Regions from separate parts of the Homo sapiens genome. Here region 2 is linked to region 1. The links are chromatin loops, found by intact Hi-C in ENCODE. Cell type or tissue: gastrocnemius medialis. All regions are shown on one strand.

Region 1 (2,500 bases):
GAGTTCGTGACGGGGGAGCAGGGGGTGGTGGTGCACACTGTTCAGGCCGCCGCCGCCGTCGCCGCCGCCCCCCAGCATGGGTCCCGGTGCCGCCGCCGCCGCCGCCGCGCCGCGCGCCCCCGCCTCCAGGTCCCGGGCTCCGGGCGCCGGCCGCGGCCCGGGGGGCGCCCGCCGTTCGCCGCTGCCTGCCCGCGCCCGCGCCCGCGCCGCCGCCGCCGCCGCCGCCGCTGCTGCCCGCGCGGCCATGATCGCCGCGGCGTGGCGAGGCCGGGCGGGGGGCGGGGGGAGACAATAACCCCCACTTTTCAGGCCGCGGCCCCTCCTGTGCGCATCCACGCGGCCCGCCGGGAAGCCGCGACCCCCTCCCCCTCCGCAGGCCCCGCCGGAGCGCCGGGCCGGGCACGCCTTACGCTCTGGGCCTGCTCCTGCTGTGTGCTTTCATGGTGAAAGTTTTTAGTTCAGGTTTAAATGAAACTTTTCTCTTTTCCTCTCTAGCCCGGATATGGGTAAATACACGACTAGCTGAGCCTATCGGGCCCAGCATGGCTTGAGAGGCAGCGGGCGAGCTCGAGCAACTATTATCCACTTCGCTCGCATTACTCCCGCGCACTCGCAAAACGCGGACTGGACTCGTCCCCGGGCCGCCGCCGCCCGCCCCGGCGCAGCCTCGCGGGACCCAGCCGGGCTTGGGCTAAGGCTGGGGCCGGGGCCGGGGCCGGGGCGGCTCGGCGGCCGCTCGGAGCGCGGCGGCGTGGGGCGGCCGGAACCTGCACTTTCCCCCCGGGCCGCTGTCTCCTTGCCAACCGGGCGTTCGCATGTTTGTTTTCACGTCTAAAAGGAACGATACAAAGGTGGAAAACGAGTCTGACGAGCAGACAAAAGAGGGAGAAGGGCTGGGAAACAAAGTTGTCTATTGGCCTCAGAGGTTACAAGGAGCCGACGGAGAAAGAAAATATTTAGGCAATCTGCAAAAGCACGGTCTCTCCCAGGAGTTATGTAATTTTCAGAACGTTCGCCTCTGCCTTGATTTCGGGCCATCGGCGTAATTCCCACAACTTCTTCCAACTGCAAAATTAGGAAAGATTTGAAATGAAGGTTAGCCCCGGTCAGAGAGCCCTATGGCCTGTACCCAGTAGGTACTCAATAAATGCTTATGACTGACTGCACCCGCCCCAAAGAGAATGTTTACATAACTCTTTTTGAAGGCACCTTAAACACGTATGTAGGTTTGTCAGTGTATTTCCAAAGGAATATGTCCACGTATTCCCAAAGGAGCATTTTTCTTACATGCACTTGGATGTCCTCTGTGGAGTATGTACAGTGGTGTTTTCTGCGCCAACTTTCACATGAACATTTAACTCTTGGTGCCAGAACAGCGACAGCTATGGGTTAGCTCGTATCTTCATAAATCTATATGACACCTTTCATCATGTTTCAGAGCTTCGTGTGCACAGTTAACCCTCTCGATATACATTCATTTCAAAGAGATGTGGAACGAAACTAAAATATTATAGACATTATATTTAATAAATATAACTTCAATAATAATATAAAACAGTCAACTCTAGTCCTAATGTAGAAATGTTCCATACTTTGTTCTCTTAAAAATTGGTGTCTATTAACATTTTATAATGTTTTTAATATTTGCATTGTTATTAATGTTTTCAATATGTGCATTGTCCCCTAGTAACATTTTAAAAAGCAAGACTTCTTAACCTTAGGCAATGACCCACTTGTACTAGTGTGGACTCAGTTTTCATTGAGAGAAAGCATTTAAAACCTGGCAGAAACAATACTTACGGTTTTGGTAGAGTATAGTTTTCCAAAATTATTTCATTCTTCAGCTTTCCATAAAAACTATTTTAGTTCATTTCCACTGCAGCAGTGGTTATTTGTTTGACCAAGTGTAAATATGTTACATGACTAAATAGAAAAGGATTGATGGGAAAACTGGTGACTAATTGGGGTCGGGGGGAGGGAATCAGGTGCACACCCAAGGGTCATTATAGAGTGTAGAAACAACAAATTGCAATTCTACGCAAACAACTGGAAAACGGGATATATCATCGTGTGTTAGAGAGAATAACAGAACCATAAGATGAATTCGTGCCAAATCATTCATCAGTTTTTGCCAAGAGAATACTACATCTTTGTTAGTGTGCCTTTTTGACATTTTTTCCTGGATTTTCTCCCTTTATATATTCAAATACATACTAATTATACGCATTACACCACAGAAGTTGAATTTTTAGTTTTTCATATGCAAATATAAATATATGTCTGTTTTGTGTGTATATACATATATTCTAAAATCAATTACATATTTATGCTTTTAGACATAGTCAAACTAAGTATGTACACATCATCCTAAAAGTGCATTTTTTCAAATTGATAAAATATATCAAAGTCAGTTCATACAAGTGTAGCCATATGTTGTGGCTTATTTTCACAACTAATCCTAAAAGGGAAAATGAGTCACCAAGTTCAGCTATGGCCCTTT
Region 2 (2,500 bases), 460 kb before region 1:
TGACAAAACTGAATTTCTCCTCTTTAACATCCACTTCCAATTAGGACGGCAGGCTGCCTGGCATTCTCCACCTCTGCGTGCCGGGGATGGCGGCGGGGCAGCACCGGGCACCCGAGCCCGTCCGCAGGGGCACTTTCCCCCTCGCACCAAAGCTCCCAGAAGTGGGCCCGAGTCTGCGACACCGGCGCCGCCACGTGCCGAGGTCGGGACTGGTTAAATGCGGGTGCCTGGGCCCCTCGCCAGGGTGGGCTGACTCCGCGGGCCTGGCGGGCCCCGGGCTGCGGGGACCACGATTCACCGCGCCCCCGACCCTGGGGATGCCCGAGCACGCAGGTGTGGGGACCCGGCCAGGGACGGCTCGGGCGCTGCCCGGCTGATGCCCGCCGTCCCCCGCTGCGTCCCTGGCCCCGGACCCCACGGAAAGAAGGTGAGGGGTGCGGGCGCCCCGGGTCCACCTCGGCGGAGCAGCTCCCACGGCCCCCGCGGGCTCCTAGCTCGGGTCGTCCCCGCCGAACCCGGGAGGCCGTCGGTGTGCGAGCCCACTTCTCCCCCGCTGCTCCCAGTGGCCTGGCAGGTGCTGTTGAAGGCGGCCAAACCTCCGCACTTCCCGGGTCAGGGCCGCTGTGGGCCCGGAAGGCTGAGTCGCGGGGCCAAGCCCCACAGCCCGCCTCGGCCCGCAGGTCACCAGGGCGCGCTAGATGCACGGTCCCCGCCGCGCTCCGCCTGGGTGGGCCGCCAGGGTGGGGGATGTCCCCTGCGGAGTCCGCGGCAGAGCTGTCGGGTCCCTGCCGCCAGCTCCGCCGGCGCCTACGGGGTCCGAGGCCGACCGACCCAGGCCTGCTGAAGGGCGCTGGGGTGGGGCCGCCACCTGAGCCGGCCGTCACCGCCCGCCCTGCCCCGCGGATGCCACTTCTTCTCCTGGCCCAGAACCGGTAGCCCCCAGGCGGAGCCGAGCGCGGCCCCCGGGGGTTCCGAGAGCTAGGCGGGTGAAGTCTGGCACCGGTCTCCTCTCCGCGCTCCGCTCCCCTCCCCTCCGCTCCTGGGCAGCGCCCCTCCTCCGTGTGCACCCCAGGAAGGCGGTGTCTTACTCCCTGTCCTGCCCTCCCCACTGCTTGGGACCAGCTGCGACTTCCTTCACCCCGCAACGCCTCCCAAGGCAGCCACCACGGAGGAGTGAAGATTGTCTGAGGAATCTGGCTCTGAGTGTCACTGCGGCCGCAAGGGAGCGGGGCAGCAGCCAGGGGCCTCGGCTCTGGGCAGAGTCCCATCTTCGGCGGGGAATTGAAGGCTGGGGTGCGCTGCTCTCTCCGCAGCTGCCGGCCCCGCACACGTCTGTGCCCCACAGCGCCCCTCCTGGGCTCCACCAAAAGCCATCAGCTCGCAAGTTCCAAGCGCTGAGGAATGCTTTTAGAAATGGTTATATTTGGTCCGGCGTGGTGGCTCATGCCTGTAATCCCAACAACACTTTGGGAGACCGAGGCGGGCGGATCACAAGGTCAGCAGATCGAGACCATCCTGGTCAACATGGTGAAACCCTGTCTCTAGTGAAAATACAAAAATTAGCTGGCCACGGTGGCGCATGCCTGTAATCCCAGCTACGCGGGAGGCTGAAGCAGGAGAATCGCTTGGACCAGGGAGTCGGAGGTTTCAGGGGGCCAAGATGGCGCCACTGCACTCCAAAGAGAGACTCCGTCTCAAAAAAAAAAAAAAAAAAAAGAAAGAAATGGTTATATTTGAACATTGGCATAAGATTTAGCGTCCTGGGGCTTGGGTTCCCTTCCAGAGTAGTAAAGCAAGCCCAGGCTGATGCCTCCAGGGAGGGTGCCTGGCCCTGCGCACTCCACCATCAGCCTGGCCTGCTTTGGTCCCCACCTAACCCCTACCTTGCCTGAGTTTGTCCATCAGGCCCAGTTCTGACCACTAACTAGCAACCCAGGGACTCCCAGGTCACCACCCCCAAGGCTGAGTTCTCACTGTGTCTTTTCTTGATGACTTTGGCTGTCCTCAATGACTGTGTCACTGGCCGGAGAAATCCACCCTGCTCAAAGAAGGAGAGCATCTCCTCCCCCACAAACTCCCTCCTTTCCAATTTCCCCACTTCCTGCATCACTACAAGTTGCAATACACCAGTAGGAACACATTTGACTTATTTTGACGTCTTTCTCTCTCTTGCTCCTCTCAACACCAAATTCAATCTGCTCCAAATCTTGGAATGTCACTCAAATCCACATGGTGTTCAATGAAGGTTAAGCGTTGAAGGCCAAGAGTGAGGTGAAGGGTGTTTCAGGCCAGGAACAGTGCATGCAAAGGCAGAGGCCAGTGAAAGCACCTAATGGTGAGAACCAGCCAGTGGTTTGGGGGTCCCTACTGGAGGGCCCCACCACCTGGCCTTTGTTTCAGCAGCTGGGTCTAGTCTTCTAATCTTCTGCCATTCAAAACCTCCTCTCTCCTTGGTTCTTAAAAATACCCAGTGGCCGGCTGGGCACGTGGCTCACGCCTG

Evidence for each region. Hi-C counts contacts between places; a loop is a spot of excess contacts. Peaks named below come from ENCODE experiments on the same cell type or tissue, not always from the same donor. Only the 100,000 strongest peaks of a DNase experiment are listed, where the experiment ranks them.
Region 2: a loop joins it to region 1, with 9 times the contacts of the local background. A loop is called at or near these places in 3 of 110 quality-filtered maps.

What each region holds. Positions count from the first base shown.
Region 1 is chr6:156,775,427-156,777,926 of GRCh38, reverse strand. ARID1B (AT-rich interaction domain 1B) reads right to left here and starts at 549. Exons shown (of 20, transcript NM_001374828.1): 1 at 1-549. The coding sequence starts at 246. LOC115308161 (a long non-coding RNA gene) reads left to right here. Exons shown (of 2, transcript NR_163974.1): 2 at 496-1,567. RefSeq lists silencers at 1-65, 216-455, 476-825. In gastrocnemius medialis, CTCF peaks have their summits at 1,151 and 1,357; DNase peaks (open chromatin) are centred at 586, 1,020 and 1,336; H3K4me3 peaks cover 1,499 bases; H3K27ac peaks cover 2,399 bases.
Region 2 is chr6:157,234,540-157,237,039 of GRCh38, reverse strand. No RefSeq gene overlaps it. Among named protein-coding and RNA genes, the nearest start is that of TMEM242, 88 kb to the left of the region's middle. In gastrocnemius medialis, CTCF peaks have their summits at 1,165 and 1,364; DNase peaks (open chromatin) are centred at 1,359 and 1,981; H3K4me3 peaks cover 1,662 bases; H3K27ac peaks cover 625 bases; H3K27me3 peaks cover 1,480 bases.